Linked DNA regions of Homo sapiens: region 1 is linked to region 2. A link is a contact called in ENCODE Hi-C or POLR2A ChIA-PET data. All regions are on one chromosome and are shown on one strand. Each heading gives the region's core, a stretch centred on a gene start or an enhancer-like site at or near the end of the contact. The rest is flanking DNA. Distances are from core to core; before and after follow the strand shown.

Region 1 (5,244 bases), core at 2,026-4,525, 97 kb after region 2:
AGAGGGACCTCTGTCAAATCAAGTTTTGCTCAGTCAAGCTGCCACTAACCTATGGCATCATTGTGCAAATTAGAAAAAGATCCCCTTCCAGGAGGGTGCAGCCCCGCGCCAACACAAACTAGATTTCTGCCTACACCTGCTTCTTAAGCTAGGGGTCCCTGTGCAGTGAATAGTATGCATTTCTGTGTATGGTGGTTCTGGGGACAGCTAATGTAGGACCCCAATTCTTTATCCAGCATTGCAGGTAAATTCCAAGAAGCTTTCAGGTGGCACTGGACTGAATAGAGAGAGGCCACGGAGGGCATAAAGTCCCTGTAGCCTTCATCACTGACATTGTCCTTGCTAGTGTGCTCTGATTCCCATTAGGTCACCAAGGGAATTGGCTGAACAGACTAAGCTTTTTTGGGCTCGGCTCTCTCTCTAGACTTCTAAGCCCCTCTGGGAAATAACTGGCTGCTCCATGAGCCTCCGAGGGAACTCCATGAGATCACCTCAGCCTTGTCTGCCTGGATAGTCTTTGCAGCCATTCTTTAAGTTACATTTGGGGAAGCTGCATAATGGCTGCTGCCCTCCTGAACTTCAGTCACATGCCCCAAAGCTTCTATTCTTAGATATCTCAAACTTTCTTATGAGTTTTTTTTGCCACCTCTCCCTTCTCTAAGAATGGCTGGGGGCTAGAGGAGGAATGGGTAGGACATAAAGCCCTTCCTCAGTGCTATTCTTTTCTACGCAGGGGATCTGTTCCTCTGGGGTAGGCAAACTGCCTCTTGTATCATTTTGTACTCTTCCAGTCTATTGCTTATCCATGGGCTTCATGTCCTCCTCTAAGATTTACAAATCAAAACTTTGACTTAAGGCATTTCCTCTACTTTTCTCTAGTTTCACTCTTACCTGGCTTAGTGAGACGTAATGTTTTTGCAGGTGGTCTGATGTCTGTTATTAAAGGGAAATGCAAGGTTCACAGTGAGAACCCGACACTGGTTTTAGCTCATTCCTTGCAGGAAGCCTGATTTTTCTCACTCAATTTTGTTGGTCAAAATTTAATGAAGGCTGTAAAATCCAATGCAGGATGAGAAACACAACATTCATTCCTGGGTACTCATAGACATTCATGGAGACACTTAGGAGCATCACTTGGGTAGACAGGAGCACGTTCTTCTGCCTGACTACATCTTCCCTACTGAAATGCTGGTTTCGAGTTCACATACCCAGAGATCACTGAAAGCCAGGCACTGGGGAATGGCTAGTAGGGAGAATAGTACAGGGGAAAACACTTCACCCGTGGGTATTCACGAGCTTCCCCAGGAGTGTTTTTAGATCAGAAGACAACTGGTGAATTTCCAGGAACAGCTGCTTCAGTGCTGCCACATCCGTCAGCTCTCAACACGTGTTAGTGTCTGTCCTCCCTCCTTCTTTGGAATTTAGAACTGTGCCATGGTCTGGTTGCAGGAATCTCATTAAAGAGCTTCCCTTTCTGTATTAGTTTGCTAGGGCTGCCATTAACAAAATACCAGAGACTGGATGGCTTAAACAACAGAAATGTGTTTTCTCACAGTTCTGGAGGTTGGAAGTCCAAGATCATGGTGTGATCAGGTTGGTTTCTGGTAAGGCCTCTCTTCCTGTTCTTTGTAGACAGCCACTTTATTCCTGTGTCCTCACATAACCCTTTTTCTGTGAGCACGCAAGGAAAGAAATTTCTGGTGTCTCTTCTCCTTCCTATAAGAACCCCAGTCCTTCAGATTATAGACCAACCCTTAGGACCTCACTTAATCTTAATTACCTCCCTAAAGGCTTGAACTCCAAAAACAGTCACATTGGGAATTAGGAGTTTAACATCAGAATGGGCTTGGGGACTGGGAGAGTAGTTCAGTACTTTAACGCTTTCCCTGACAGAAAATTTTGTGATCACCTACTACATGTTGGGCCCTGTGCCACATGCTGGGGATAATAATTTATAAAAATGTTTCAACCCCTGCCTCAAGGAGCTCCTCCTCTGGGGACTGAGTCTGCAGCCATCAGAGGAGTGGGGTCACAATGAGATGTCTGGAAATGGACCTCTGTGGTAAGTGGGGATTCCTGCATGGCTTTTGCTATGATCGTATCTCAAGAAAGCAAATTCTGCAAATATTCTGAGTGGGTGGTAGTAGAGCTATTTTCTTGATGTGGCAGAGTCGCATACAAAAGCCCTTAAAGGGATCAATGAGACGAATTTCTGAGCTAGTCTGAAACAAGAACTGGGGATGAACTTTGGCAATTGGGCCAGAACTTAAACACAGGATTTTGCTGGGGTCCCAAGGTTCTGCCCATTTGGGACAATCTCTTTCACATGCGCCACACCATTCCCCTTACCACGCCAGCAGATTCAAAGAGGCAGCTTGGTACGTTTTGGTAGGTTTTGGGAGTGAGAAGGCCTGGGGTGGGGGTTGCGGCAAGAGGAGAGCAGCAACCCCTCTCACATTATCAGCTGTGCAGAACCAAGGAGAACCTAAGAAGATCCGCCAAACAGAAAAAGCTGAGATTATGCTTCACAGACCCAAAGACTTTTAAGCTCTTTATTAGCTGCAACAGAATCACCACATGGCAGTACAAAAATGTTCTTGAACTTGACACTTGAACTTGGCTGCAACCCTGCTGGTAAAACTTAGTAATTAGGCAAACAAAAAGCTGGGGAGTGCAATTACGGCCATTGAACCACTAGGGGGCACTCATGGTTTCTCATTCAGAAGAGGAGAGGGGAGGAGGAGGTTATAGGGCTATGGCTTAGGGTGGGGCATTCAGTGTGGTATTGGAGAGGGATGAAAGTTAAAGCTGTTTTGTGTGTTTGTTTTTTGGAGGGAGAGGTGTTAAAGACCTAGTTATTTCGCTAATAATATAGTATGCATTAACCTGGCCTTGACTTCTGTGAAGCTAGCGGGCCCAATAGACTAGCTGGTGGAGAGTTCTGGAGTGTGACATCCCAAACAAATAATTGTTCACTTTAAGATAACTTTCTTTCGTGGGCATTAGAAAAAGGGCATGTTTTGCATCACGAGGGAGAGCGTTTTACGCGCATGCACACACATACTAAACAGACACACCTACTGACTTAAAAACATCAACACACTGTCTGAATATTGCTTCAGGTTGGAAAACAAGGTTGCATCCAAATTGTGTCATCTTTTCAAAATACAGCTGGAGAGAAAATGCTGCCTATATTTCAGGGAGCTTTTAAATTTCAGTGACATACCAGTCTAGGCTGCCAAAAGCTAGAAGAACATGAGTCATCAAGCTAGGTGCACTGATCATAGGAAACACCAGGTCTCAGGCTCCAGCCATCCCCTATCCTCTTCCCTACCCCTACACAAATTTGTGGCTTGTGGCCAGTACCAGGATTTGCTGTTAGTCCCCATGTTCCCGGGGCCTCCTTTCCTCTAAGGTCTTCCAGCCATTGTAACTGGCTTTCTTCCCTTTTATACCTAATAGAGAACTGCTGAGGGCCTTCTTCTTTGTATTTGGGATTATCGGATCAAAAGATTGAAAGTGTGATTGCCAGGTTCTCCCAGAGCGTCCTGCATCCAGATTTGCCACCCTCATCTCATCTGCAGGAGGTGACAGTCAGAAGCAGAAGTTAGACCATGGGCAAGGGCCCTAAAATATTCATTAGGCAAAAGCAAGAAAGCTTGCCTGCCATTGGGGCAGGTGTTGGGCTTGAAACGTTCAGTGTCATTATCTCATTTAATTTTTACAACAATCTGCCAGTTGCTATTACCACCTCCATTTTACAGATAAGGAAACCGAGGACCAGAGAAGCTAAGTACCTTCATATAGATCTGGGATTTAAATTCAGGCATTCTGACTTAAAATTGAATGTATTTTTTAGTCCTAGCTACAAAGCCACTGTCTACCAGAACTACTTGAAATCTCCTTCCCTTTTCTCTGGCTTCTCCTTGTAATTGAGGATCTTACATTGGCAATGGTTATATGAATGATGACGATGATAATTACAATACCAGCTAACTTTTACTGATTACTTACTATAGGCCAAGCAATGTGCTCAACACCAAACTTTTATATCTTCAATTCTCACAGAAAATTTACCGTGAAGTTAGTATTTTTACTGCCATTTCATAGATGAGGCACCTGAAGCTTAGGAATGTTAAGAAATTTTTGCAAGATTACACACCCAAGTAGAGCCTGGTTTGGAACCTAGGTCTAATTGCCCCTAAGCCCGAGTATTTAAACCACTATGCTATACTGTGCATAGGGAGATAATTGAATCTATGGAGAAATACTCAGGGCTATAGTACTACTAATCAGACCTTTAAAAACTGAAAGAATAGTGAAAAGGGGTATAGTCATATCTTTATGTGGCATGGTATAATGATGAAGCTGGAAAAGAGTGCTTACATTCTAAAACAGGAAGCTTTCTAACCTTCCCTGCTTAGAAAAATAATCAACTCTGATTATTTCCATGTATTCTGTTCTTGAATTGGAAATTCCAGGAGTCTGGTTTTAATTGCATAGGAAGTCAACCTGGACTGTTATTGTTTGTCAGGAGTCTGTTTTATCATTTTTATGGTCAAGCAATGGACTTCATCACTAGGGATTTAGTTCATGTGTGTTTCTGTTTCAATGGATACTATCAAGTAATTAAGGTTGAGGGAATGAATGGCTACTTTATTGCTAAACGCTAGCATCTGGCTATAAAATGAGGAAAGAGGGAGTGGTCAGGGGAAAGTGGAAGTATGACTAACACTGAACTTCAGTTAATAGATCTGGACACATTGAACCTGAGTAAATAGGTCTGATATTCTCCTGCTTGCAATGCTGGGGATGAAGTAGATGAGCTCCTTCTCACCAGCACCTTGAAAAGAATCAGATATTAAACTAGAACTCAGCAACTACTCAGTATTATTGGAGTAATATTTTTAAACCCAAAGCATTTGAGTAGTTCCCTAACAATATTTCAAAGAACAAACAAAAAGATGTGTTCATCAGCAAGGTCAGATGTGTATCATCTGAATGCCTGCACTGTGAATAGCTCTGCTAATTGGTGAGCTGAGCATGAAGTGACTTGGATGATTAATTAAGGAGATAGGCCTTGAATAGGACGGAGGTGCATGGCCATTGTTGAGCACCTAAGGCAACAGCCTAAGGAGGAAAACTCACTGAAATTCCCTAGGTGGCAGCAGTGAACAAGGCGTTAGAAGGCCCCGAGGATGTGACAGCTCAGAGAAGGAGTATCTTCTAGGGGTCCAGGAGAAG
Region 2 (5,298 bases), core at 940-3,439:
CACATATTAACCAATGTTGTGGCCCAGAGGCTCAGAGGAACCTAACCCTGTATTTCCCCTAGGAGCAATGGTTTAGTATTTGCCAATTCAGTGTTCTTACTGACTTCAGGAGAACTGACTGTATTTATTGAATGAGTAATGCTCAGTCATTTGATTCCAAACCCAAATCTTTTGTGAATGCAGTATATGGTGGTAGGTAGAGCAGTGACTCTGGAACCAAACTGCCTAGGTTCCAACCTTGGTTTTCCAACTTACTAGCTTTGTAATCTGGGGCAAATTGCTTTTCTCCTTTTTCCGTAACTAAAAATGCAGGTTAAAAAAGTACTGTTAATATTTGCCAGGGGCTGGGTGTAGAGGGAGGAAACTGAGAACAAAAAGCCACTAGAAAACTTTTGGAATGAGGGAAATATTCCATATCTTGATCATAGCAGATGATCAAGATATGTTTTTCAAAACTCATAAAAAGAAAAGGGACAAATTTTTCTTTATATGAATAACTTAACAAGGTTAAAAATAGAAAGCAGCAGTGACAAACAAAGGAATAATGCACATCAAAAATTTAGTACACTACCTGCCTATATAAATACTAAATACTATTAGCGATCATTGTAAAAACAATAGGGAAAAGTTAGGAGGTATAAGGAAAAGCAGAAAGAGCTAATGAACCAAGATTCTAATCTGGCTCTTTCTTTTTGGGGTGTTGGGGGTGGGGGGGGTGGTCTCACTCTGTCAGCCAGGTTGGAGTACAGTGGCCGGATCTCGGCTCACTGCAGTCTCCACCTCCCAGGCTCAAGTGATCCTCCCACCTCAACCTCCCTAGTAGCTGGGACCACAGGTGCACAGCACCATGCCCAGCTAAGTTTTCGTATTTTTGGTAGAGACGGGGTTTCACGATGCTGCCCAGGCTGATCTCGAACTCCTGAGCTCAGGGAACCCACCTGCCTCAGCCTCCCAACGTGCTGGGATTACAGGCATGAGCCACTGCTGTAATGGCTCCTTTGTATATTAGCTAGAGGCTGAATTCAGTACATGAGAGGGCAGTAACTTATTGCGAAAGTTAAATTGGACCTGTTTGAAAGATATGTGTAAACTGTAGAGTCATACAGGAATGTGAGATATGGGATTATTCATGAGACAGCAATAGGAAATCAAAGTTACCACATAAATGCGGGTGTGGGATGGGAAATAATTTCCTAGATCACCTCCCCAAGATAGGATACTGCGGTAGGTTGCGAAATGAAACTGTGAAGGGGGAGCACATCTCTTTTAAGAACCTTTCTATGGCAGTCTACAAGCTCTAGGTCAATTTTGAAGACCATCCAAGCGTTCTAATGTGCCAGGGTTAAACCCCAAACTCTAAGGAATGCCAATGCCAGGAGGAAAGAATGGATGAGTCGGCAGAACACCTCTCTGGACCCACAATGCCGTAGGAGTCAGACACCCTTCGCCTCCACAACTTCCCAACAGCCTTTGGTGTGAGAAGTGGGTTAATTCATTTCACTGCTGGCTTGTTAGCTGGCGGACGCTTCGGGAGTTCCCACCCCAGGGAGCAGTGCTGACTCTACAGGGGCATCCGGCGGCAGTCGCTGCCAAAAATCTCACCAAGGGGTGAATGGGGGGTCCTCAGGACCTGCGGTGCCGAGCTGGGTAATAAAATACTGCACCTGAATTCTTCTTTAAGGACCAGGAGGAGGTTCGAACCCCAAGAAAGGCTGCAAGCTGAACCAGAAGCTCGAACCCAAAGTTCGCTTCACAGCCAGCCACACTGGCACTCGCTGAATCTGCGCGCCTCGCGAGTTCTGACGATCGTCATGTGATAACTGCCACGCACCTGATGGCAGGGGCCATTGGGTGCTTTGCTTGGTTCCCATTAAAGTCGACTGCGACCCGAACGCAACAAACCTAAGAGTTGGAAGGCGCAAGTTCCTCTGCCAGCGAGCTCACCCTCGGCAACCAGACTGCTGAAAGTGCGCTCCACGCCGGAAGTGCACTAATCCGCAGCACGTGGGGTTGCCAGGGCGCTCTTCACGTGACTGGGCGGAGCCTCGGGAATCTGGTAGCCAATGGTAGCCCGAGAGGGCGGTGCCTGTGACGCTCCGGGGCCTATCCCGGAAATAGGGCTGAGTGGGGGCGGGTAAGGGCGGGGAGGCTGGGGTGTGGAAAGTGTGGCGGCCCCGCCCCGTCTCTTGGAACTGCCGCGGCCGCCACCGCCGCTGCCGGCGCCGCTGCTGTAGGGGACCAGCGCGGGTGCGCAGACGAAAGGCGCTCTTTGCCAGCTGAAAGGTGAAGACCTGGGGAAAAGCTGGTGGGGAAAAGCTGGTGGGGATGGGGCCAGAGTGAGGCAGGGCCGGGGAAGGCGCCCAGAACTGAGCGCTGACCGAGAGAAAGAAGGAGAATGGATGGGGGAACAGAGGCGAGCGCGGGACCCGCCGGGGCTCAGGCCCTAGTGGGGCCGGGCCGGGCCGAGCTGAGCCCTGGATGCCGGCAGAACAGGGGGCGCCTGTGCGGCCGCGGCGGCGACGTTGAAGGGTGGAGGGCGGGGTGCGCGCCAGCTAGCAGAGGGCCGGGTGCTGCTGGCCAGGTTCTGTTACCCCGCATCCTTCGCGGGGACCTGCGGCCTGGGCTGGGTCCCCCGCAGTAGGGTTCGGGGCGGCGGCCGAGGGCTGGGCGGCGGGGGAAGGTCGCCGGCTTCTGCGGTGGGGCGATGGGGGCCGCAACCTGCTGTTTCCAGCACGGAGGAGCGCCCAGGGCGGGTGTCCCCACCCTCAGCGAGCTCCTCTGCGACTTCTCATCCCACCTCCCCAAGCAGTAGCTGGAAAAGTTTGTAGAGGCCAGAGTTAGAAAGTGGCCACTAGTCTAGGGTGGGTGTTCCTTACATGCAGAAATAACGGGCCCATGATGCTTGGCACATAACTTGTCCGAAATGAGACGTTTCCCTGCCTACATACCCGTTGTTAAAAAGCAAACACAAACTTTTTGTGTAGTTCCCACGGAAAAACTACCATCTCCCCTGCCCACCATGGCAGACGAAATTGATTTCACTACTGGAGATGCCGGGGCTTCCAGCACTTACCCTATGCAGTGCTCGGCCTTGCGCAAAAACGGCTTCGTGGTGCTCAAAGGACGACCATGCAAAATAGTGGAGATGTCAACTTCCAAAACTGGAAAGCATGGTCATGCCAAGGTAAGTACCCTTGCAGATCAGGCTTTGGCTTCGGCGTTGGGACTTTGATCATTTGTATTCCGTTACAGATCATGAGATTTCTATACTTAAAATTTTGTAATAAGCACTATTTTTTCCTTCCCACAATTACTGGGTAATCAGTTATTACGTTGAATACTTAAAGGTAGCATTCCCTTCTTGGGCCCTTACAATGTTCATTAACTGGGAACTGAAACTTTCCTGAATCCTAGTGACCTATAAGATCTATTTAGTTTACAGATGAGAAAACCTGTTCTAGCAATTCTAAGAAATCTACACTTTATTTTTCTTGTGTAATCTCATAATTGAATCACTGGTCTATATTGGGTCTTGACATGTCGTGATACTGTTTAGTTGTTTACTGCCTCTTAATTGTAAGACCACTACATTTTTTTTTAAGTAAAATTAGATGACCTTGGAAGGAGGAGAAAAAGAATCTGTTGTAATCAGCATTGGTATTGTGCTCTTGTGTGTGTAATGAGTGATATACTTGGCAGAGATTAAACAGGTTTCCTGTTCTCCTCTGTTAGGTTCACCTTGTTGGAATTGATATTTTCACGGGCAAAAAATATGAAGATATTTGTCCTTCTACTCACAACATGGATGTTCCAAATATTAAGAGAAATGATTATCAAGTAAGCACTGATTTTCTTTAGAATGTTGCTTGTTTCTTCAAGGTGCAAATACTTTGTACTATCAGTAATAATTTGACAAAACCCAAGAGTAGTTTTGTAGGTTTTTCTAACCAATTATTAGGCACCAGCTATCTTAGAAATTGGAGAAATAGTGATGTTTAACACATGTACTTTTCTAGGATTATTGCTAGTTTGCTATTTTTTTCACATTCTTGCATTTTTTAAAAAGTCAAATACTTATTAGTGTTCTCAGGCCAAGTGACTGCATATTGCAATTAAGTCCAATGTTTAGTAAAAGTACTATTCTCTCTGTTGTAAAATATTTCTTGTTCTAATTTAAAACATCCCTCCTGGATGTTTTGTTTCTTTTCACTGATCAGACCTGAGACATTCAAGAAACTACTGAAATTCATGTTCCTACCAAGTTTTTGCATTAATGAATGTTAGTCAGAACTTGACATTCTTAAGTAGAGAAATAAGTTGAAAGCCATAAATATAAAGGATAAAGTACCTGGTCACTGAGTATGGTGAAGAAAACACAAAAACTATATAATTGGTTAAATTATACTTAGTGACCATGCTATGACCTTTTGCTAAATTATGTATGTAAATTTCAAGTTTTAGTTCCAGTTATACATTTGGGTAGGTCATATTTAATGATAGCATTTTGTTGTTTGAAGTATTGATGATAACAAAATAATTGACCTTATAGGATGTGGAAGCTCAGATTACTTATAACTAAAGCTTTTCTTGAAAGTCTTCAATTTCTGTATCAAGCATACCATATATCAAACTCATTTCTGCTCATTTTACATAGTGAAAAATACAAAGTTGACACTGGTATTTGTTTTATCCGACTTAAACTGATTTTTTTCTGTACCCTTTGTTGTATTGTATAAATTTCTTTTAATGTTGCTATCAACTGCACTTACGCAATGATTTCCTTTTGCTGTTTGTCCACATGCAAACATACTTTTTTGTGGTTTTAATCTAGTAAACACTTTTATATTTTCACTTTCCTACTTGTCATAAATGTTTTCTAGGTTGCTTTGAAGTCTTTGTAGAAATTTGAATTGTCTTGCAAGTGGGTTTTTTTAACCAGGTAGATCTGGGTTTGGATCTAGTTCTGTCACTTTCTAGTTGGATGATTTTGGACAAGTTATACACCTTTCTGAGCCTGTTTTCTCATCTACAAAATAGTGATAATAGGAGGATTAAATGAGAAAATGTACCCCATTAAGAACTCCATAAGTAGATACGTACCAAAAAGTGCTGTTCTGTTTCCCCCTTTTCCTATGTAAAAATTCTACTTAATCATTTCATTATTGTTGGAGCACCAACTTTGATGTGGTACATAGTAGGTGCTCGAAAAATATTTGTTAAATGTATATGTGATTACTGAATGTGGTAGAGATAGTACAGCAGGCTAAAGTTGAGCGTAGAATGTTGTCAAAATTGGGT

What was found. A loop is a pair of places that touch in the nucleus more often than their neighbours do. ChIA-PET counts read pairs that join two places held with the same protein, here RNA polymerase II (POLR2A). Pooled maps may share reads with other maps.
Region 1: a map of naive thymus-derived CD4-positive, alpha-beta T cell shows a loop between it and region 2 (3-fold over the local background). The contact joins the enhancer-like site here to the promoter of EIF5A2 in region 2. A Hi-C loop is called at or near these places in 1 of 168 maps with a recorded cell type or tissue (naive thymus-derived CD4-positive, alpha-beta T cell) and 5 of 50 pooled maps. POLR2A ChIA-PET finds 5 or more read pairs at or near these places in 1 of 52 experiments (T-cell).

What each region holds. Positions count from the first base shown.
Region 1 is chr3:170,809,607-170,814,850 of GRCh38, reverse strand. The region is part of intron 2 of LOC105374211 (a long non-coding RNA gene); the gene reads right to left. Among named protein-coding and RNA genes, the nearest start is that of RPL22L1, 58 kb to the left of the region's middle. Within about 2 kb of position 3,275, at least 9 of the 41 ENCODE cell types and tissues checked have a DNase peak (open chromatin) inside an H3K27ac peak, as active enhancers do.
Region 2 is chr3:170,905,528-170,910,825 of GRCh38, reverse strand. EIF5A2 (eukaryotic translation initiation factor 5A2) reads left to right here and starts at 2,189. Exons shown (of 5, transcript NM_020390.6): 1 at 2,189-2,283; 2 at 2,985-3,184; 3 at 3,733-3,837. The coding sequence starts at 3,020. RefSeq lists a silencer at 2,529-2,668.